3 separate regions of the Mus musculus genome follow, and all the other regions are linked to region 1. The links are chromatin loops, found by intact Hi-C in ENCODE. Cell type or tissue: left cerebral cortex. All regions are shown on one strand.

What was found. Peaks named below come from ENCODE experiments on the same cell type or tissue, not always from the same donor. Only the 100,000 strongest peaks of a DNase experiment are listed, where the experiment ranks them.
Region 2: it touches region 1 in a loop (2.4-fold over the local background); 3 of 42 quality-filtered maps call a loop at or near these places.
Region 3: it touches region 1 in a loop (2.6-fold over the local background); 4 of 42 quality-filtered maps call a loop at or near these places.

Annotation. Positions count from the first base shown.
Region 1 is chr5:112,929,884-112,937,883 of GRCm38, reverse strand. Grk3 (G protein-coupled receptor kinase 3) reads left to right here. Exons shown (of 21, transcript NM_177078.4): 13 at 68-175. Among named protein-coding and RNA genes, the nearest start is that of Myo18b, 38 kb to the right of the region's middle. In left cerebral cortex, CTCF peaks have their summits at 4,550 and 5,944; DNase peaks (open chromatin) are centred at 1,016, 1,546, 4,378 and 5,780; H3K27ac peaks cover 2,878 bases.
Region 2 is chr5:113,049,952-113,057,951 of GRCm38, reverse strand. No RefSeq gene overlaps it. Among named protein-coding and RNA genes, the nearest start is that of Gm22740, 9.8 kb to the right of the region's middle. In left cerebral cortex, a CTCF peak has its summit at 3,423 (motif pointing right); DNase peaks (open chromatin) are centred at 2,710, 3,415, 7,512 and 7,829; H3K27ac peaks cover 460 bases.
Region 3 is chr5:112,874,003-112,882,002 of GRCm38, reverse strand. It overlaps Myo18b (myosin XVIIIb), which reads left to right. Exons shown (of 44, transcript NM_028901.2): 2 at 2,425-2,584; 3 at 3,860-4,018; 4 at 6,677-8,000. The coding sequence starts at 2,546. Among named protein-coding and RNA genes, the nearest start is that of Myo18b, 18 kb to the left of the region's middle. In left cerebral cortex, a CTCF peak has its summit at 4,789 (motif pointing left); DNase peaks (open chromatin) are centred at 1,961, 4,472 and 4,723.

The DNA of each region.
Region 1 (8,000 bases):
TGCAATGGGTCAGCCTCCTGATTTCTGAGTGAGTGTACTCCTGTGACCATCTCCTTTCCCTCCCCAGGGGCACCCATGGGTACATGGCTCCCGAGGTGTTGCAGAAGGGAACGTGCTATGACAGCAGCGCCGACTGGTTCTCCCTGGGCTGTATGCTCTTCAAGCTTCTGCGGGGGTGAGTGGAACGCAGACGTCCCGTCCTGGGGATACTTGGATTGAGTGTAGCTTCCTGGGTGGAGGTTAGCTCCGTGGTAGAGGACTTGCTTCATGAACCTGGCGCCCTGGGTTCCATCCTCAGGAACCCAAGTATTTCCACTGTCGGCAGTGTTCTGAGACTAGGCAAAAGTATTAATGCCATGGATGTCTGGAGAAGGGGGGATTGGTCTCCCCACCCCAACTCCATGTACAGATGACTCCTGAGCCTTGAGCATCTGGGGAGTTGTGGGCTGTGTGTGAAAGAGCCAAAGTAGCACTTCCTGAAAAGTCTGCATTTCTCCCTGAGCCTGCTGCAACTGTGTCTGATGCTGACCCTTCCTGCTAGGCTGTGTTCTAGGCTATGGGGAACGATGAGCTGGACCTTAGGGGAGTGCGCCCCAAGGCGTGTCCTCCTACTGGATGGCTGACAGCTTTGCTCATACTTGTGTGCCTTTCTAGAGGTTTCAGCTGGTTTTAACTGGGAGTGTGAGTCTAGAGGAGCCCAGGTGTGTCCTCCATTTTCACTAAAAGGTCAAAGAAAGGCTCTCGTCCCCACTTGCTATCCAGATTCCCCTCTTATCAGTTGCCTACAAGCCTGCTCCCACAGCTCTCTGTGGGCTCACTGTGCCCCTGGGAAAACTCACTGAGTGTACCGTGGTCACTCTATGTCGTATTTGGTGAGTTTGAAGAGCTGTTGAACTCCAACAGCCCTCCCAACTTGGCTCCAAGTACGACTCAGTACATCCTGGGTGCTTCTGTAATCCAATTCTGCTGTGCCCGTTGTATAACCCGAGAATCTAAAATTATATTACCACTGAGAAAGTCGGGTCTGTTATTCCATAATTGTGTTACCAGTACCATGTTGGTGGAGCCCAGGCGCCCTTAATTTCCTCGGCCAGACTAGCTGACCTGATTAGCATTTATGCTAGCCATAGGAAGTCATTTCCCAGGGAGGACCCCTTTCTCTCCACCCCACCCCCACTGCAGTCACCGCAGATTCAGGGAGACACCCAGGAGCCCCTCCGGTTCCCTCTGGAGATGCAGAGTCTGAGCTTCGAGAGTCCAAGTTGACTCACAGGATACAAGATATGAGAGTCCCCAATAAAGTGCCCCAGGGAACCAGTGCAAACCTGGCAAGGCTACGATTTGCTTCTTCGTTGCCCTCCCTAGCTGTTTATAAAAACAGCCCATGCTTGTAGCCTGGAGAGGGTCCGAGATCACATGACTTTGTGTCTGAAGAGTCAGCTCTTCTAATTATCACCTCCGTCCTGTGCAGCTGTGATTTGTGCATCTCAGGGTGAGTTTTACAGAGCCGAAGTTTGAGCTGAGTCTGTCTCAATGAGAAGATAAAAGTCCTTGACAGAGTCCTCCTCTCCTGTGGTGGGAGGTTTTTTTGTCACAGACCCAAAGGCCTCTGAGGATGGTCCTAGGGACAATTGTGGAGAGATGTGGGAGAGCTGAAAGCCAGAGAGAGTGGGCACAGCTCGAGTGACCAAAATGCCAGACTGCAGACCTTAAAAAGAGCATCTCACGGAAGGCTGGTTCAGGCAGGAAAAACACTGGCCTGGCGAGGTGGCTCAGCAGGTAAAGGTACCTGTCACCAAGCCTGAGGACCTGAGTTCAATCCCTGGGATTCACATGGTGAAGGAGATGAACCCACTCATGAAAGTTATCCTCTGACTTCCATAGCCCCCCCCCGTGCACAGGTGCATATGTACACGTACACACACACACATGCATGTGTGCACATGCACACATGCATACTTGCATACACACACATACACCAATGCACACATGCATGTGTGCACATACACACACTCATACCTGCGCACACACACTTCCAACACACATGCATGTGTGTGCATACACACATGCATCCTTGCACACGCACACACGCACACACGCACACACACACACACGTGGGGAGAATGAGTGTAAACAAGGATAAGACTGAAGACATCATCGAAGAATCTTTTATGTGTGCAAGCCTCTAGCTGCCCAAGGACTGTTGGACTTTTTCCATAGCCAGTTCCAGGTCATTGTCTCCAGATCATTTCCTGAGTCCGGAGGAAGAATCTCTGGCATGTCTGGAAAATGGGCTTTGATGCATCCTCCCCACCCAGCTTCTCTCTCCTCTGCTTACCCAAAAGCCCTTCCAGGCAGTGGTATAGCACCACAAGCAAAGAACAGTAAATGAGTTCCGACTCCGATGATTTAAGCTTGATATGCATTTATTGAGTACTTAGGGCACACGAGGGGCTTTGCTCGATGCAGAGGAGAGGAGGACAAGGGAGAGGGTGGGCTCCCCTGAGTCCTGGGAGCTCGGAAGCTCAGAAATGGGAGACCCATTCTGACCAAGTGGAGTGACTGTGGGAGATGGTTCTCTCAAGCTGGAGAAGATGTTTCAGGGACAGGTGCAGCTCACCATTGGGATCCAGCGAGTGGTAATTGCTGTCTCAGATAGGGAGTGTTAGAGGAAGCAAGGAAGACCCCAGAGAGCATTTGTGTATGCTATGGAGCATGGTGGCCTTGTTTCCTGGTGGTGGGTACTGAGAGTTTTTAAAGGGATGACAGAGCCACGCGATCTGCAGAAAGATGATCCTGGAAGTCCCATGTGATGGTTTATATATGCTTGGCCCAGGGAGTGATACTATTAGGAGGTGTGACCTTGTTGGAGTAGGTATGGCCTTGTTTGAGTAGGTGTGTCACTGTGGGTGTGGGCTTAAGACCCTCAGACCCTCATTCTAGCTGGCTGGAAGTGAGTATTTTGCTAGCAACTTCAGATGGAGGTGTAGAACTCTGAGCTCCTCCTGTACCATGCCTGCCTGGATGCTGCCATGCTCCCACCTTGATGATAATGGACTGAACCTCTGATCATGTAAGCCAGCCCCAATTAAATATTGTCCCTTATAAGACTTGCCTTGGTCATGGTGTCTGTCCACAGCATTAAAACTCCGAGACACCGTATATAGTGTCAGAGGGACAGAGACAGAAGCAAGAGGCCCACAGAAAGGCACCATGCGCCTGAGCCTCAGTGGCAGAGGGTTGGAGGGACACAACAGCATTATAGAGTCTGTGCAGACAGTGCAGGGACATCCATTCCAGGCACAGGATGGGGTTTTGCTCTCGGAGGGGCATGCTTCAGGCTGAACCAATGCTCACAGGGACCTTTCCTGTGCATGGCTGTATGGTGTGTTTGCAGAAGGAGGACCTGAGGCTGGAGAGATGGCTCAGGGTGAGGGGCAGTCACTGTTCTGACAGAGGACTCCGGTTTGATTCCCAGCACCCACCTATCCGCCCATGGCCACCTGTCACTGCAGTTCCAGGGACTCTGGCTCATTTCTCTGGCCACAGCTGGCCCTGTGGGCACATGGTGCATAGATGCATGCAAGCGAACATAAAGTATACATGCACATAACTTACACATATACATGAAGCATACATGCACATACAGTACATGTGCACATACAGTGCATGTGAACATAAAGCACACTTGCACATACAGTACACACACAAATAAAGACATCTTAAAGGAGGAGCAACTAGGCTGGGGGCCTTCCTTACCCCAGCTGTAAATGACAGGAAACGCCACCCACGAATCTGCACTCAGGGAGGCTCGGCACTGTTCTGCATCTTGCACAAGAGGCTCCGAAGCTGCCCTTCATCGGCTCTGAGGAGAGACAATGTCTGGGGCAGGACACTGAGTACACAGAGCTTGGCCTGGTGGGATCCTGCTCACCTGGGGCAGCCTGTTCCTTTCCTAGCCCATCTTAGGGCAGCCATAGCCAGACAACCAGCAACCCTCGGCTCCAATCTCCAGGGATGCTCTGCACTCCTTGGGGACAGTTTTGGTTGTCATAGCTTGGATGCATGGGCACTACTCAAGTACCCAAGTGCACAGGAGAGTCCCTGTCCCCAGCAGAATTGTGGGAACCAAGAACTCTCCCTCTGGGGAAGGCTCCTCCCCCGCATGTGTCTTCCATCTGGCTGGGCTGTGGCCTGGGGGCGGGGTTAAGTGCCCCTGGAATTACTGACTTTCTTCCATAGGGGAGATGGGACCATTTGTAGCTGTTTCACTGTTATTGGCTTAAACTCCCAAAGGCATATTTGATATGACACACAGTCTCTCTTGCCTTCTGAAATTAAATTGTGGGAGTGTTTAATCATAATGTCATATTGGTTTGGGCTCAGTGTCAACCCTGTGGGTTTGAAGCATCTGTGGTAGGAGTGTGTGGGCCTCCTGGCAGGTGTAGGTGGTGTGTGCTCAGTGCTACGGTATCTAATTAAGAGCTCTGTACTTGTGCTGGGGTCTGGACTCTCTCCCGAGTTTCTCCACTGTGGTCAGAAGCCGCCTGGTGCTGGGGAGTGTGTCCTGCACTCGGGGTTGATGACAGCCTGGTGCAGGACACCTATTTACAGAGCCTGTATCAGGGAACGGCTGCCATCTGTGGTCTGCGAGTGCCACTCCTTCTCAAAATAGAGATGTTACTATCTGAGGGTAGCCCCCCACCCCCTTTAACATTTTTAGAAATAGAAAGCCAAATCCCAGACTTGGTTCACAAAGAGTAATCAAGACCGTATTGGCAGCACATGTGCGGGGAGCTGGATGAGAACACTCAAGTGTTACCCATGAGGCAGCGCAAGGGTGAAGAGCTGGAGACCCAGCTTCCCATGATGCTTGCTGGCTCAGATGTGTTCCTGCTGAACTTGTTAAAGAGACCTGTGGATCTAGGGATGGGCGGGAGGGTTGGCATAGGAAGGACCTGAGGCTTTCTCTGACTCTGACTGTTTTGTGCAATCGAAACAGAATCATAACAGAATTATAGCAGACAGGATTTATTTGGGCTTGTGCTCCTGAAAGAGCATTTAGCCAGCAACCTGAGGGACCTTCTATACCACCATTAAAGACTCTGGCCAGGGTACCGTGTGAGACAGCAGGAGAGGGGAGCGAGGACAGTCCTGGAAGCCAGATTCACCTCTCTAACTCAATCCCTTCCTGGGGCTGCAGCCCCCTCCTGACCTGGACTTTGAAAGACCCCACCTTCTCACATGACTGATACATTTCAGCAGGATTTTGGGATGACTTTTGCACCGTGTCAGAGGTCAAGGCTTTGCACTCACAGCCACGAGCATACATTTAAGTTCAAGGTCCTCAGAAGTCCCTCACCCTGTGAGAAACACCATGGGGTTGAGACGGCAGGGCAACAGACAGACAGACTGGCAGTGTGGCTTGGCATCCTTCTCTCCGGACCTCAACGCAATGACATTTCTGAGGATCTATACAAAAGAGAGCGTCCGAGTGTGAAGTGTACTGATTCCAAGCAGGGTGTTGCCAGGAACAAGAGAAGGCTGTCTCCTGTGTGCTCAGTCTTTATTATTTTATGTTCGATGGTGTCTCCAGCAGTCCGTGCTTGACTGGAGTGCCCGCCTAGCTGAGGGTGGCCTTGAACCCTGGATGCTTCTGCCTCTCACACCTCCCTTGCTGGCATGCACCACCACATCGGGCTCTCCATTTCCTTTTTTGAGCACAGTAATTGCACATTTTTCTCCTTGGAAACAAGGCGAAAAGAATATTTCCAATCAAATCTATTTAAAGATTATAGCACATCCTTGGTGAGTGCCAATTTGCCTTGTTGGGATTTTTTTTTTTTTGTTCAAATCAGGGCTTTTAGGAACTGGTGATTACTTTGTAGTTCTGCTGAGACACTGGAGCGCCCTCTCTCACACAGAGGGAGGAGAAGGAGCTGGCCACTCCTTGCCTGCAGCAGGAGGAGGCAGCCTGGAGCACCTGTGACTGGAACTCATTCCTTTAGAGTGGCCTCAATTGTGGATACCATGCATTGCTGCACTCTGGGAAGTCAGCCTCGGAATGGTTTCCACAGGATCTTGCTTTGCCTTATATCTTATGTACCTTGTAAAGGGGCAGGGTCACTGCATAAGTGTGCCCTTCTGTAAGGAAGCCTCAGCCCTAGCTGGCCCTTCATCAATTTCAAATACATCGATAGGCTGTGCGTTCTAACTTACAAATTGAAAATACTGGTTAGCGATAAAATTTCCCTTCAAAGCTCACTTCTGCAGAATTTCAAAGACACAAAAGATGTGGCTCACACTTGAAATGCCAGCACACTGGAAGCTAAGGCAGGAGGACTGAAGTAAATTTGAGGCAGCCTGGGCTGCATAGAGACCCCCTCCCAGTGTGTGTGTGTGTGTATGTGTGTGTATGTATATATGTATGCATATGTGTCTGTATGTGTGTCTGTCCACTCTCATGTGGAGTGTGTGCATGTGTGTGTGTTATATGCATGTGTGTATGTATGTATATGTGCATATGTGTATGTATGTGTGTGCACGTGTGTATGTACATATATGTATGCATGTGTGTATGTACATATATGTATGCATGTGTGTGCATGTACATATGTGTATGCATGCATGTGTGCATGTGTGTATGCACACATATGTGTATGAATGTATATGTATGTATGTCTGTGTGTCTATGTTTCAGTTCACTCACATGTGGTATGTATGTATGTATGTGTGTGTTATGTGTATATATATATGTATGTATATATATATATATATGTATGTATATATATATATATATTTATGTGTGTACATGCATATTTGCCTGTATGCATGTGTGTATGCACGCATGTGTGTATGATATATATGTATGAATGTATACGGGTGTGTCTATGTCTGTGTGTATATGAATGTATACATATGTGTGTATGTGTGTTATGCGACTATATAGCACCCCCAGATGTTTATGCAAAACTTCACATTGAGCACATCACAGACACACAGAGCCAGGCTCACCCACAGCTAGGCTATAGAAGCAGCCCAGGTGTCTGTCATCAGAGGCATCGATGAAGACAATACAGAATTGTTTTCAGCCATGAGGGAAAATGAAGTTCAGCTGTTTGTAGTGAAATGGCTGCTCTGGAGCTAATCACGGCAAACTGAGTCCGTCCCAGAAAGACAAACATTATGTGTGTCTTGTCACTGTGGTCCCAGACTTTAGAGAGTCATAAAAATCATATATGTGTGAATTACAGGAAAGAATTGAAGCTGGGGAGCAGAGGGGAGAAAGGGGGTACATGGAGACATTGGTGGGAATGGGGAGAGAGAAGAGGGAATGGGGGAGAAGGGGAACAGAGGGGGGAGGAGAGGGGAGAAGGGAGAAGCAGGGCGCAGGGCAACATGATGTACATGCCTGAAAACAGCCTCGTGAGACTCTGTATGAGAATAATAGCTTTAAAAGGCAAGAGAAAGAAATATAAATAACATAGCAAAGAGGAGTCCTTTTCCGGCCTTACCAAGCTGGACTGGGCTCTTACTTGACAACTGACTGCCATATTTGGCACCTGCTGTTTACTGCCACGGACTTGGTTCCTCACACTCTGTGAGGCATGCATCCCAAGCCACTGTCTGCAGGTAGGTTTGGCTATGGAAGGTTTTGTGTGGTCAGGCCACCGGACCCCAGCTTTCCTGACTCCTCCTGGGTGAAACACATCTGGGCCAGCTATTGTGGTCCTTTGTCACCAAGGCGGTGTTTGTGGTAGGCACCTTGGCTTCTAGGCCGATTCACACTTACCTGGGGACTCTTGGGGGCGGGGGGTGTCCAGGCTGTTTTAGGAGCCAGACTGCAGAAGTCTGCACTGTAGCTGTGGCATCTCTCACCCCTCCTGCACATGGCTGCCTGGGGCTTGTGTTCTGCTGGTGATTTTGGTAGAAGAAGCCTATCTCACTGCCACAATGACACTGTTGCTGCAGCGAGGACCAAGGACTTGTCTGGCTCATTC
Region 2 (8,000 bases), 120 kb before region 1:
AGGAGGGGGAGAGGGAGGGGAAGAGGGAGGGGAGGGGGAGAGGGAGATGGGCAGTTAGCAGGCATCTGGACTGAGGTCTGTAAGAAGAGCCCATTGAAACTTACATCTCTGCCACTCCATAGCCATGTGTCTGAGAATACACCAGTAATGGCTCCCTGAGCTGTTGTTTATTTGATTTACCTTGCAAGTAGCCAGTGTGGCTGATGTTGTGGGCCCCATACAACATGCTGCAGAACAACTCAGGGGTAAGTGACAGGTGCCTCCTGCCACCCTGGCTCTGTCATCACCACAGATGGGGCAGCTGCTTTTTGGGTTGTTCTGTATCTACCAGAGGATCCAAGGCCCTGTTGTGTCCACCACTTCTCAGTACGCATGTGCCCAGGTTTACTGCTCCCTGCTCTTCCTGGGGTGGTTTGGTTTGTCCTGTGACTAGGCTAGGAGATCACAACCCAGGAGGAGGGAGGCTGCTCACCCCAGGGAACCTCTGAGAACCATGCTGTTCTCATGAGGGGTGAGCAGGGACGGAAACATCAGACATGTGTGGGTGGTAACTGGATTCGTCCCTTCTGTGGCTTATGGTATAAGGTGGATGCTGGGGTCTAATTCTCCTCACCTCCCTTCTGATAGCTCTGAATATCATTTAAAAATTTAGCATACTCGAGCCTCAAGCTCCACCCACCCTCCCACCCCCCTCCGCACTGCCATGGTTTGCACAGCTCTTAAGAGAGTCTCCTTAACCCCAGGACACATATCCAACACCTCTGAGTGTTTCAGAGCTTTGCTCTCGGATCTTGCTTTTTCTAAAGTTGATTTCTGTGTTGAATGTGGTAAGACCCAGTTTCTCCTTTTTTTTTTAATTTTCACTCTTGGCAGCTGCTGGCCTGCAGGGCACTGAAGAACCCTACACGGGGTCTGTTCATGGGCTGTCTGCTCTGCCCCTGTCATCTATGTCTTCTGACCCTGTTGTTATCAAACCTCTACTTTGTAGGCGGGGTGACAACCTCCAAGGGTTTAGTCTGCAAGAAAGCTTGGACACTCTTGTTCATCTAAAGGTTCTTTAGAGGCCCCCCTCCCTCCTCCCAACATGGGAAAATGGGAAACTGAGGGGGTATATCAGTCTGTGCCCTGTTACTGTAACAAAATACCAGAGGCTGGCTACTTGCAAAGCAAGAGGTTGGTTCCACAGGCTGGCAGCCACCTCTGGACAAAAAAAGTCCCTTTTGGAAGGGTGAAAGGGTAGAACAATGAAGGGAACCAACTGTGGGCACAAGGGGCTGAGCTGACTCTGGTAAGGATGTCCCGCATGCCCACCTCTACAAGACCAGATTCATGACTTTCAAAGATGCAGTCCCAATGACTTTAGCCCCCTGTTCTAGATCTTGCCTCTTTAAAATGTTTAAGATTTATTATTTCCTGTTATTCATATGAGTGTTTTATCTGCATGTACACATATGCACCTCATGCATACTTGGTACTGGATTTCCCCCAAACTGGGATTATTATGGGTGGTTGGGGATCATTGTGTGGATGCTGAGAATCAAATCCAGGTCCTCTGCAAAAGTATCTGGTGCTTTTAGCCACTGAGCATCTCTCTAGCTCCACAGCCCCGAATCACCTCTCAGCACCACCACACAGTGTGTGTATGGCGGGAAAAGTGTCCACAATGTGTGTGTTTGTGTATGTGTGCGTGGGGGGGCTATTACTTACAGCAGCTGAGCTGTGGGAGGCCCACTTGACCCATAAGTGGACCAATATGTTACAACACAGTACAATATAATACAATGTTACAATACAGTACAATACAATGTTAATGGCTTCTTCTTCTGATTCTTGCTCATTCTTCAACCACCACTATCAAGGGTCTACTTTCTTCCTGGGACTAAACAAGATGGGGAGTTAAGCCCAGGTGATTATTATTGATCGAGTTGCCTCACTCATGACTTGCAAACCTGCCCCCAGGAGCTCAGAAGGCGGGGATGGGAGGGGGCAAGCATTCTTTGGATGCTGGTTGGAACAGATATAATGAAATGGTCCTAGAGTCGAGGCCCCTAATCCCACATGAGGTGTCCTTATGAGAAGGAGAAATAGACACAAACACACAGCCATGGAGAGTTATGTGGGATTGCTGGTCTCGCTGTCAACTTGATGGGACTCACCTGTGGGACATGCTCTGTGTGAGTCTTCGAGGGGATGGCCAGGAAGAGTAACCAAGGGTGATGCCCACCCTCAAGAAGCAGCACCTTCCAACGGAAGGCTTGGATATAAAGAAGTGTACTGATGGGGGGCAGGTGGGCCCACCTGCCTCCACTCCTGCCCGAGAGAGTGCGACCGCTGCTGTGGCTTGTCCTTCGTGGACACTAGCCTTCAGTGTCTTCAGCCTTGCTGTGTGGACTCGACACCAGCCCCCCCACAGAAACTTCTTGAAGAGCTATCCTGGGACTTCCTTGCATCTAGCTTCATTGACTGAAAGGCCCCTGGGTTCTCTGGATATTCACTGTGGGAGGAGCCATTGTTGGATGATCAAGCCCGGCTGAGCCAACGAAATAATTATCTTTTTTATTATGTATTTTACTACATCATTTCTTTATTGGTTCTGTCCCTCTAGGGAGCCCCAACACACCACACTAAGAACGGTATATTGCTTTCATCACCGGAGTAAGAACGTTGGAGGCAGCAGACTGGTGGAGCTGGCTCCCTGCAACCTGTGGGAGGAGCTGATCTGACAACACTTCAACCAAACAGGAACAACACCCACCTAGTTCTCTGTCCCAGACCCTCCCCCTCCCCTGCCCCAACTCACAGGATGGTGGCAAGAGAAAAGAGCCACCCCTAGGACAGATGAGGTCATCCTAAGTGTCGCAGTTTAAGTGGAGGTGTGGAGGTGTGGAATTTCCCAGGTGAAGTTGAGGTGATCCTTGGGGTGTTGGCATCCTCACTTCGTGGCGATGGCTTCCAGGAGCCAGTGCCCCAGGAGGAAGGTGCAGCTGAGTGACACTTTCTGAGTAGCTCCTCTTTCTCCCGAGGCATCCCAGGTCAGGTGGAGATGCTCAGGTTTGGGAGGAAGGGGCAAAGGTCTCACCAGTCAATGAGGCTATCTAGTGGTGGCCATCCTCAGAAAACAACCCCACCTTCCATTGAGACTCTGGAACATAGGGCGTGGCTTCCATAGGGTGGGACAGGGACTTGGTGTGTGAAATCCAGCAGGTCATAGGTTCTCTTGGGCCTGGATTCAAGGACTTGGTGGCTAGTCTTAGTCCCTGGCCCCCTTGGTCACTGTAGGGTGTTTTCTGTCCACCCCGCCCCCTTCTTTCATCCCCCACTTTTCCTGGAAGGCCACATACCGTCTCTCTGGCCTCCAAGGACCTATCAGCCCCTCTTCCCAGCCTTCGGGGAGCCATTTCCCGCACTGGCCACGAGGTGTCAGCAAAGTGCCATCCCCAGCATTCTGTCAGTCGCCGAGGTGAGCAGGGCCTCGCGTGCGCCCTGGCAATTGAATTGCTGGGAGGCTGAGCCCTCGGGGGTCCAACGCAGGAGCACTCGCAAGGACTCTGGAAATACAAGATGAGTGCAGGGAATGATCAGCATTTCGTCTCATGCTTCCAATCCCCGGCACAAAAGAACACAAACCACCACGGAGACAAAATAAATAAAACTGTTTTATTTTTGGCCTCATAGAGGCCAGGTCGCTTGGAGTCGCTCAGTTTCTTTTGGGTCTCTGCGCTGACCGCCTCGCGTGGGCACCCACGAGCCTTTCTGGTGCCTTCCGCACGAAGGACCCTGCGCATGTGTAAATCACAGCACCGACCAAGTCCCACGAAACTTCAGGAATCTTAAATTTGAATTTCAGTGGTGGAGCACGCCTTTAATCCCAGCTCTTGGGAGGCAGAGGCAGGTGGATTTCTGAGTTTGAGGCCAGCCTGGTCTACAGAGTGACTTCCAAGACAGCCAGGGCTACACAGAGAAACCCTGTCTCGAAAAAAACCAAAAAACCCGGATCTTTCTTAGGCCCTCCCAGCCCCCAAGCATTTAAAATATGAAAACATTGTGTAAAAGGATTTGTTGTGTGGCTGGGAACACACTGGCGCCATCCTAAATACCACATTCCCACATGGCAAGTGTTCCATGAAATTTTGTAGTCACGGAACAAAAGAAAGTCACAAATCAAGGCACTTTTAAAACACTAGAGGTGGCATCAGGTAAGAGGGTTACAGTAACGCAGAGACATCACAGCTACATCCCAGGTGCTGTCCGATAGCTTTCTCAGCCTGTTGGTTGGTGGACACTAGGGGTGTGTTCATACATTACAAAGGAAGTACCTAATGGTTGCAAAAGCAGCTGGATCAGGCACGGAAAAAGTCAATATATATCAAAGGGCCAAAGATACCCCAAGATCATTTGGCCCTGGACTTGGCAACATTTCAACCTGCCCATGTTGCTACATTTCTGATCAGCCACCTAGCCTTGGTAGACTTTCTATTGCTATGATAAACACCTCGAACTTAGGGAGGAAAGGGTTTATTTGGCTTACACTTCCCCATTGCTGTTCATCACTGAAGGAAGCCAAGACAGGAACTCAAGCAGGGCAGGAACCTGGACGCAGGAGCTGATGCAGAGGCCATGGAGGGATGCTGCTTATTGGCTTGCTCCCTGTGGCTTGCTTAGCCTGCTTTCTTAGAGAACCCAGAACCACCAGCTAGCTCAAAGATGGCTCTGCCCACAATGGGCTGGGCCCTCCCCCATCGAAAATATCCCACGTTTGCCTACAGTCTGATCCCATGGAGGCGTTTTCTCAACTGATGCTTCCTCCTCTCTGATGACTCTAGCTTGTGTCTAGTTGACACAAAACCAGCCAGTACACAGACAGCCTTTTTCCTCCAGTTCTCCTTCAGAACATAGATCAGGGTAGCTCTGCTGCAGGCCTCAGGTGATATTTGGTGACATTCTTAGCTCTTGGGTTGGCTAGTGACATGTTAACATCCTTCAAAAATGTTTCTCTTGGAAGTCAGACGTTCTGGCATCCCTCGCTCAGCCATCTTCCCCGCCCCTCTGTCTTTCCTTCCTCCAGCTCCAGATAGGGGCTTTCTATCTGCCCACATCGACCCTGATTCATCTACCCTCACCAGACCCCCACCATCAGCTCATCAGCCCCTCCCCCCGCAACTGTGTTGGCCCATAGCAGGCTTCCCTATTGGACTTTGAGCTTCACCTGGACAGAACCCTGGTTAGCTCACCCCAGGGTCCCCAGTGTGTCACACAGCCCCTGAGACAGAGCAGGTATGTGACAGCTCATAGCCGAGCAAACGTGTGAAGGCGTCCCCTCCTTACCTCCTTACCCCCAGATTTCAAGTGCAGATATTCTTGGTAGGAAGGAATCATTGGGGGCTCACAGTGGGGTGTGCCTTCACTTGTACCCCAGGGAACTCACTCCACCTTGGCTGGATGGGGTCCTAGGACCGCTGTGTCTCCTCTCGGTTTCTCTACCTTCCCACCGTCTCACTTGCACATGCGCTCATGGTGTGAAAGACAGATCCACCAGGAGCCAATGGCTTTTATTTGAAGTCTGTTCCACTTAGCAGCGGCCTTTGCCACTCCCGCAGGCTCCCATCAGGCACTGGAGAAGCCATCAGCACCTGGCTTATTTGCTTCCACACAACGGTGGATGCCTCACACCTGACACAGGAGCCACAGAGTGAGAGATGGAAGATTGCTCATTTCCCCAGCTGCCCGTGGGTTCTTTGCAGCCTCTGCCCCACGTTGCATCTCAGCCTCTCTGGCTGGACATTGGGTGGAGGGGATGGAGAGTGAGGATCAGAGCTTTTGGAGGTTTCTTGTAGAGATGTCGGTGGCCTGGCACAATGGTCCCAGGTTTTTAAAAAAACGCTGTCTCATTATTTCATTATTTTATGTGTATTCTTGTTCTTCATGTATGCTTGTGAGCCTTTGCATGCCTGATGCCCCCAGAGACCAGAAGAGAGCATCAGTCCCCGTCCCCCGCTCCCCGGACCTGGAGTTATAGATAGTTGTAAGCTACCATGTGGGTACTGGGACCAGACACCAGGTCCTCTACAGGAGCAGCTGGTGCCCTTAACCATTGGGCCATCTTTCTAAACCTACACAGGTGGTTTTGTAGCTTTTTGGCTAATTCCTTGGACCGTGTCCTTCTCCTTACTGAAGTGAAGTCTCAGTGAAGGCAGATGCCAGACCCAGTTCCCAGTTTGTTTAGTCCCCAAAGAGTAAACAAAAGGAGAGAGTAAAAAGAGAAAAAGAGAAGGAACTCTGTAGAGCTCTTTCACACACCATTCACACATGGCTGTTCACACACATACCCGTCCACACATGGGTACATGGGTGCTCATACACACACACACACACACATACACACACACACACACACACACACACACACATCCACATATGGTTGTTCACATGCACACACCCATCCACACGTGGCTGCACACACACATGCACACACACACACACACACACACACACACCATCCACATGTGGCTGCACACACACATGCACACACACATACACACACACACACACACACCATCCACATGTGGCTGCACACACACATGCACACACACACACACACACACACCATCCACATATGGCTGCTCACATGCACACACCATGTACATGTGGCTCCTCACACACATATACACACTCACAAACACACACACACACCATCCACATGTAGCTGCTCACATGTACATCCATTTACATATGGCTATTCATGTGCACACACCATTCATATGTGGCTGTATACACACACACACACACACACACACACACACACACCATCCTCAAGTGGCTGTTCACACACACATGTGCTTCCACACCTGCATCTAACCCCTAACTTACTTCTGTGTTTTCATCTACTCATTTGGACTCTCTCCACAGACTTTTGGCCATGGACCGGGTACTGTGGGAACTGGGCTGTGGAGGAAGAGCAGGCATCTTTGTCAGCCAGGGAGCATCTGTGAAGTAGCACGGACAGCCCATTTGGCCTCTCAACTGTTTCCACAGCATCGGTTGTTTTTAATGAAAAGAACTGGAGTTCAGCCTTGATTTATACAGGAAGTTGTTAGAAAACAACAGAGAAGAAAAGCAACACACACACACACACACACACACACACACACACACACACACACACAGCTCTGGGAAGGTGCCAGGGGGACGGAGACGTCCACCTTTTCCAGGGAATGCACTGGTGAGCTCTGGACAAATTCAGAGTGAGGTGTCCCCTGGTGCCACGGCCTTGAGGACAGTGCATGTGGATGCTATGGGATGTCGAGGCTGGCCTCCACTGTGTGAGAAATGTGAACAGACTTCACCCTGTGTCTGGGACACTAGGGTGCAGGGTGAGACCTCTGAGGGCTTGTGTGGGAGGTGAGAGAGCTTCCTATGTGAGGATGCTCTGTGGTCCTCTCTTTTACATGCGCTGATGAGTCAGAGTGTATTATTCTGCTTTCTGCTTGAGATATTTTGTTTACAGAGTTCCCACAGATACTGTGTTCTGTTGTAACCAGTTTTGCTGGTTCAGAGAAATGTGTGTGTGTGTGTGTGTGTGTGTGTGTGTAACTGTCACACAAAACCAGGCTCAGATGTGATGTATGGGAAACTATATGATGTTCCAATCCACACAGCTTTCTTTGAGATTGCACTCCTTGGGCATGTGTTGTGGGTGTCTTGGAGGAAGGAGACAGGCTCAGAAGGGCTGGGAGACTTGTAGACTCTGACTGGGTAGACTCTGCTGGTGGGCTCAGCATCACAGCACTCAGGGACCTGCCAGTCTCATTCCATAGTCCCCACTGTGCCCTGGCCTGAACCCCAAGCTTGGCCCCCTACTGTGTTTTTGCAGGGAGTGGAGCACATACAAACTGGACCACATGGCCTCTCAGAAACTGCCACCAAGTGCTGGTATCTTAGCAACCACAGGATCAAAACAAGCTTGGAATAAAAGATGGGGAAGGAGGGAGAGGAAACAACCC
Region 3 (8,000 bases), 56 kb after region 1:
GTCCATGGGTTCAGGATTATTCCCCACTTTCCTTTCTGTCAGACTCAGTGTATCAGCCTTATGTTGAGGTCCTTGATCCATCTGGAGTTGGGCTTTGTACGGGATGATAAGTATGGATCTATTTGCATTCTTCTGCATGCAGACATCCTGTTTGACCAGCATTTATTGAAGACACTGTCTATTTTCTAGCGTTCATTTTTTGACTCTGTGTCAAAATTCAGGTGTCCATAGGTGTGTGGACTTAGGCCCAAGTCTTTAGTTTGAGTCTATTGACCACTGATCAGCATGCCTGTCTCTGTGTCAGTGCCATGCTGTTTTAATTAGTCCAGTTCTGAAGTTCAGATTGACACTGGGGATGCTGAGCCCCCCAGCAGTTCTTTTGATATTCAGGGTGGTTTCAGCTGTCCTGGATTTCAATATAAAGCTGAAGAGTGTGGTTGTTTTGTTGTTGTTGTTGTTGGTGGTGGTGGTGGTGTGTATGTGTGTGTGTGTGTGTGTCTGTGTGTAGAATCATGTTGGGATTTTGATGCAAATGACTGTAGGGTTGTGGGGTCCCCGCGTCTACTCTGCCAGAGAGCATGGCCACTCAGGGAGGCAGTACTAGGGAAGTTGACTGCCCTTACCCCACAACTTTGCAGGGCAGATGTTGGGCTGTAGGGAAGCCTTGGGATACCACTCCCGCGGTGGGGAAGCACAGTCTGAGGTGGGGGGTACACAGAGCTGGCTCAGGGGTCCCTGGGCTTGCAAGGAGGCTGGGGCCATCTGGTTCTCAGGCTCTCAAACATCCTGGTGCCACTGGGATCCGAGGAAGAGCTGAGAATGGAGTGGGGGCCCACAGGCTGGATCTAGCCAGGGGGAAAGGGAAAGGGAAAGGGAAAGGGAAAGGGAAAGGGAAAGGGAAAGGGAAAGGGAAAGGGAAAGGGAAAGGGAAAGGGAAAGGGAAAGGGAAAGGGAAAGGTAGAAAGCTCCGACTGGTCCCTTGGGAAGAGTCCTTGACTTGATTTTGGCTTGGTTTTGTTGGTAGCTGTGACTTGGGGCACAGAGAGACCTTCTATGGGAGATTAGACAGAGGCTCTATAGGCAAAGGCCTTCTGCATGACTCCCCATGGTGGACCCTGGTGAAAAGAGGCAGTCCATGCTTTTAAGACATTTATTATCATGGCAGAAAGTGGATGAGTTAAACCGTACCTCACTTCTCAGGGCGGGCCTGAGATTAAATACCTTTTGCAGGAAGGAGTGTCTGGGAAGGAAAGCTGATTAGCTAAGTCTTCAGGCCTGTAGGTAACATTAAAATGGAGATCTGTCTTGAGCCTATGTGACCACAAGTCATGTCCTCTACCTGTGGATGGGTTTGGGGCATTGCCCTTATGTGACTGATGGCCACAAATCTATGGAGGGCTGCAGCTAGTGACAGGGGCCTGGAGCCCGGGAATCAGGCGTAGCACCCCTCATCCCTTTAGGGTCACTGGGGCTTCTAGCCTTAGTTCAACTGGGAAACAGGCTACCTTTCACCGTCCTACAAATGGCCATCTTCTCTGGGATGGATTTCACACATTTGGGTCAGGATAATCTGCACTGTCTTAGTCAGGGTTTCTATTCTGCACAAAACATCATGATAAACAAAACAAAACAACAAGTTGGGAAGGAAAAGGTTTATTCAGCTTACACTTTCACACTGCTGTTCATCACTGAAGGAAGTCAGGGCAGGAACTCAAGCAGGGCAGAAACCTGGAGGCAGGAGCTGATGCAGAAGCCATGGAGGTGTGCTGTTTACTGGCTTGCTTCCCCTGGCTTGCTCAGCCTGCTTTCAACCTAGCACTACCAGCTCAGGGATGGCTCCACCCACCATGGACTAGAGCCTTCCCCATTGATCACTAATTGAGAAAACTCGTTACAGTTGGATCTCACGGAGGCATTTCCTCAAGGGAGGATCCTTTCTCTGTGACAACTCCAGCTTGTGTCAAGATGACACACAAAACCAGCCAGTACACGCACATTCCTTCCAGAAAGCGCCTTTTCTGGAAGGAATCCTGTTCCTCAGCTGAAATGCCCTTCATCTCCACTGGACTGAGTCATGTTGAATCTTCTGGAACTCGATCTCCACGCTGCTTAGGCAGGCATCGTCTTTGTGCAAGCGCCTTGGAGAGACACACACAAGACCGTGTATGTCTCTCCCGAGATGTGACCTTAGGGCACAGGGTTGAGAGGAGGAGTGCCTCACACACTGTCTGCTCAGTGACTGGCAGCCTTATGGCTGGCCCACTGTCATGGGAACGGATGACGGTCTTAGCAGAAGATGGAGTAGTATCTTTTCATTCATGATGTGGTGGGAGCAGAGCCGAGCCCGGTGCTAACCAGTCTCTCTCTCTCTCTCTCTCTCTCTCTCTCTCTCTCTCTCTCTCTCTCTCTCTCTCTCCTATTCAGTGTGTCTGGCTTGTGTCCACTCACCTCATGCTCTCCATGTGTCTGTAAGGCTTCACTCCTCGCCTGCCAGGAGCACTCAGAAGCACAACGTCATCGCCCGAGTCCAGCTACCTGTGTCACCATGGCCATTTCGTCACGCCTTGCCCTGTGGGAGCAGAAGGAAAGTTGTGTTTTGGGGGGCTGGGGTCACAGGGCCAGACTCTACCCTGGCAAGAGGGGCTGTGGCCTGGGTGGCCTGACTCACACCCACACACCCACACGTACCTCAGGCAGGGAATGATGATGGTCTTCTGTCTCTGTGCCTGCCTGGTCTGGATCTGTTGACTCCTTCCCATCCCTTAGCAGGAGGCTGGGAATGGGGGTAGTGTGGCATCTATAGCCCACAGCAGCCTGACAGAGGGCTGAGGCAGGAGGGAGGAGAGAGTGGAGGGGGTGCAGAGGTGGACTGTTGGCTGCCGGTCTAGTGCTAGAGGGTTTCTGTGAATCTACCTCTGGTCACTACAGAGACCTGGACAATGGCTCTTACCTAACCTGGCTATCCTTCCTTTTCCACAGGATTCCTTAAGGGCTCCTTGGTCTCTGATACCTTCCCCTCCTACTTTCTCCTCTCCTTTCCTCCTATTCTTTTTCTTCCCTTTGTATAGACATTATTATTATTATTATTATTTTTGAGACAGGGTTTCTCTGTATAGCCCTGGCTGTCCTGGAACTCACTTTGCAGACCTGCCTGGCCTCGAACACAGAAATCCACCTGCCTCTGCCTCTGCCTCCCAAGTGCTGGGATTAAAGACGTGTGCCACCACCACCTGGTTGTATAGACACTATTATTTAAAAATAAAAAAAAATAAGAACTTTTGTCCATGGTTGGTTCCAGGGATACAGAACCCACAGCGAAGAAAACGGGTGGCATAGGCCATGGTTAAGTCTTCCCAGCCTCTTGGTGGTCCCAGCACACAGGAATAATTGATTATTATTATCTATTACTTCAAGTCCCCAGAAGGCTTCTTCAAGAAGCTGGGAGGTACCACAGAGACAAGCTTGGAGTGCAGTGCATCCTGGGAGTATCCCTGTCTTAGGTGGGAAGAGCATTTTCTTCTGGGGTTTCTCCAGTGGCCCCTTGGGGCCAGAAGCGTGAGGGCAGAGGAGCCTGGTGTCGAGCCACCCCTCCTGACATCTCAGAAGCTGCTCTGAGAGGTGGTTTGGGTTCTTCTCAGGAGGAGACTCTCCAGGCTGAAGCCACCTCTCCCGTACAACCTCTAATGTCCACACTGGTCCATTCTGTCCCCACACCTCTCGGCCTCATGGTGTCCCTCAGAGCCTTTCTGCTCTTCTCTTATGCTTTTCCCCTCAGATCCACCCGGGCATCACACACCATCTGGGGGAAGCCCTGGCCCTGCAGGCTCACTCTCACTTCTCTCCTCGCTTCCACACACAGATTCGAGAAGAAGACAAGAGCCCCCCTCCATCCTCTCCGCCTCCCTTGTTCTCTGTCATCCCTGGGGGCTTCATCAAGCAGCTGGTTCGAGAGACAGAGAAAGAGTCCAAAGAAGCCAGGAGGAGGAAGGCGGCAGCATTCACAGCCCCAGAAGTAGAGGTGAATGGCCCTGTGGGGGCAGAGCACAATGGGGCAGGGCGGGGCGGGGCAGGCGCCTTCCCATTCATATCCTCATATTGTCCTGAGTCAGTCCTCCTTTGCTCTCTGCCCTGCCGTATTCTTCCACTCTCTCTGTTGAGCTCCTATGCAAACTGAAAAGCCCATCTCCAATTGCCGACATCTGGAGAGTCTCACATTGCTCTACCTTTCTTAACTCCCCCATGGTTGCTTTCCTTGAGACCACACAGAGCTCATTTAATCGCATGACTTATTCAGCTATGAATTTCTAAACAGCAGCAGCTGCCTTCCGCTCAGCTGTGCCCTGAAAGTAGCTCTCATGCTCTGAATTAGTTCCTTGTCCCAGGCCAGCCTGGAACTTCTATTTCAGCCCATTCAGTCTCCTGAGTGGCCGTGGTTATAGGCCTGGCCACTGGCTGGTCTCTGTTCATTCATTAAAGCGGAAAAGATGCTGGCATGTCCCTTCCTCGGAGAGCCTGATGTTGAAGCATTGGCATCCTTCTGGGTCGGGCACATGAGCTGGTGGTCCCACACACCAGTGTCCTCCAGCTGCAAGTCTCTCAGCCCCTTCCAAGTCTCTTGGAACATCCACTATCCAACAACTGAAGGCTTTATCCCAGCTAGGTTGTAGATCTTGGATGCTTGCTTCATCTGCTATTCCTTCTGATTGGTATCGATGGGCATCATCAGTCAAAACTGTGTTAGGCAGACAGGGCACCAGTTCCTGCTGCCTCTATACTGCCCTCTTGAGGCAAAGAGAGTTATGGCAGAATTGGGCTGAGAGGACCAGGGATTATAAAAACCAGGTGTTGGCTTAAATCCGGAGTGTCACCCTGGCTCCATCTTTGCTCCCTCCTCCTCCTTGGCCCATTTACACTACACGTGCTTGCACCTGTTTAATGACAGGGGCTTCCCTGTGTCAGCAAGCCACTCACAACTGACTGGAAGCAGCTGTGGGGACAGCAGTTGGGTCTCATTGAAGAGACTGACAGGGTGGCTGGGCCCTGTGCCTGCTCCTGTCTGACTTAAGGAATAAACAGAGGCCACACTTAAATCTCGGATAGGAAGTGGTCCTGTAAAATGTTCCTGTCTATCACCAATGTTCACTTAGTGATTGTGGCACTGTTTAAAACAGTAATGGGGACGGAAGTCACACCTGCTTCTCAGAGGTGGAGACTGAAGCACAGAGAGGTCAAGACACTTTCCTCAAGGTCACCAGGCCAGGTAGAGGCAGAGCCATGCCGTGTAAAGCTCTCTTTCTGGGGCTGCCTGGGAGAGCAGGCAGGTGAGATATAGGAAACAGAGTGGACAGGAGGGGTGGAGAAAAGGTATGCCTGCTGGCCATCAGGACCAGCATGAACAAACATGAGGGCATAGGGAATGGGTGGGTGGGCCAGAACTAGGAGGTATCCAGTGTGGCCAGAGAGTGAGGCGAGTGGACACAGACAGACCCTGAAAAGGCTTGGAGGAACCGAGGGTGTGTTCATGGACTTCCAGTAGACTTGGGGTGGCCACCAATGCCCTGATCAGTGGCCACCAGTGTCTTGATCAGTTGTAAAAGGACAGTTGGCTGATGGGTGATAGATGACTGGGAGGTTGTATGGGATGGGCAGTCGGTTTGAGAACCTGGACGGCTGGAGTGGAAACTGTGCCCCTCCTCCCATCTCCTCCTCTTGAGATCACAGAAGAGCTTTTCACACTCAGCTCGCAAAACTCCACACAGCACGCTTCTGTTATGGAGGGGCCTAAGCTCACAGAAGATAGGAGACAATGGGCCGAAGTTGCCCCACACCTGCACTGAGATGGGAATGCGTATCCTTACTGATGATCTCATCTGGAGGGTTGAGATGTGTTTTAGTCAGGGTTTCTATTCCTGGGCAAACATCACGACCAAGAAGCAAGTTGGGGAGGAAAGGGTTTACTCAGCTTACACTTTCCACATTGCTGTTCATCACCAAGGAAGTCAGGACTGGGATTCAAGTAGGTCAGGAACAGGAGCTGATGCAGAGGCCATGGAGGGATGTTACTTACTGGTTTGTTTCCCCTGGCTTGCTCAGCCTGCTTTCTTAAGGAACCCAAGGCTACCAGCCTAGGGATGGCACCACCCACAGTGGGCCCTCCCACCCACTAATTGAAGAAATGCCTTACTGTTGGATCTCATGGAAGTACCTCTTTAAGGGAGGTTCATTTCTCTGTGATAACTCCAGCTTGTGTCAAGTTGACACAGAAAACCAGCCAGTTACAAGATGGAAATATAACAGATATATCTACAGCAGCTACTGAGGACTGACCGTGTGCTGGGCCACCACCAGTCTTTATATCCACCCTGCATGGCAGGTCTTTATGATCCTTGTGTTATTGTCAAGAAATTGGCTCAGAGAGGAGGAGAAGGAGGTTACCCAACACCACACAGTGAAAAGAGGCAGAGTGGCATTAAACTCCCTTTTGTTGGATTCCCGAGTCTACCTTCCTCCCCCTGATTCTGTGGACCCTCAGCCGCTATCTAGGCTGAACCTCACTGTCAGGCACAGATTCTGAGGATGTCAGAAGGGCTTGGGTTTCTTTGTGTGGGTGAAACTGGGAATGATTGGCTGTTGGTCAGTCATGCAGCAACTAAGCACATTATGGTCTCTTTCCTAGATCCCAGCAGTTCCAACTAACCAAACCAACAAGACCAACAATGTCCCCAAGCCTGGAAGCCAGCAGACTTCCCAGGACAGCTCATCCACCACTCAGAACAGCGCAGACATTCCAGGAAAGGAGCCCCCGGGGGCTGGTGACAAGGACTCCACACCTGTGACCAGCACTAGTGGGGAGAGACCTCAGGAGTCAGGTCCCACAGGAACACCCGCCAAAAGGACACTGCCCTTCAAGAGGGGCGTGAGGAGGGGCGATGTGCTGCTGATGGTGGCCAAGCTGGATCCAGAGTTGGCCAAGGCAGATCAGAAGGTCCAACCTCGTGATGTCCCCGTGGACAAGACCCCAGCTCCAGCCAAAGATTCTGGAGGGACAAAGAAAGGGGTGACCACGGGGACTTCCTCTGCCCCCCAGCCTTCTATGCCTGAGAAGACTAGGACTAGGGGAGTTGGAGATACAGGCCAAAGCACAAAGGGTGGGAAATGTCAGGGCACAGAGGGAAAGGGGAGCCGGGACCCCCAGACCATCGGGCAAAAAGAAGGTGAGTCTCAGAGCACAGAGGAGCAGGGGACCAGGTCCCAAGCTCAGGAGGCAGGAAACAAGGAGCAACTGGGAACAGCAGAGAAAGAAGGAGGGGGTCCCCCAAAGAAGATGGAAAAAGAGGATGAGCCCAAGGTTGCAGGGGCTGAAGTCAGACCTGTGGAACCCCCAGTCCCGCTAAGGAAGTGGGGAGGTTTCTTGGGTTGGAGAAGCAAGTGGGACAGTCCTCAGAGCAAGGACAGAGTAACAGAGTCACATCGTAAGGATGAGAAGACCGGCGACTTGCAAAGCCCAGCGGTAGACAGGAGCTGTGGGCAGCTAGCAGAACCCACAGGGCAGCCATCAGGGCCCACGGGGCAGCCATCAGGGCCCACGGGACAGCTATCAGAGTCCACGGGGCAGCCATCGGGGCCCACGGGGCAGCCAGCGGGACCCACGGGACAGCCAGCAGGGCCCACGGGGCAGCCAGCGGGGCCCACGGGACAGCCAGCAGGGCCCACGGGGCAGCAGCAGGAGGCTCCAGTGAAGATGGAAGGAAAGGTGGGGAGACCTCAGAAAAAGCTGGTGACACCAAGGAAACCCCGAGAGCTCCCTGGGGTGGCAGCGAAGACTCAGAATCCTGAGGAAAGCTGCAAGGCCCCGGATAGGATTCCTACAACGGGGATATCAGCAGAGGCTGCAAAGAGGGACGGCCAGCCAGAGAGCAGGGTGCAGGGAGCCGGGGAGCCCCGTGTGTGCACAGAGGAAGAAGTGGATGTGGTGAAGCCTCAGGCAGAAGGTCACGTAG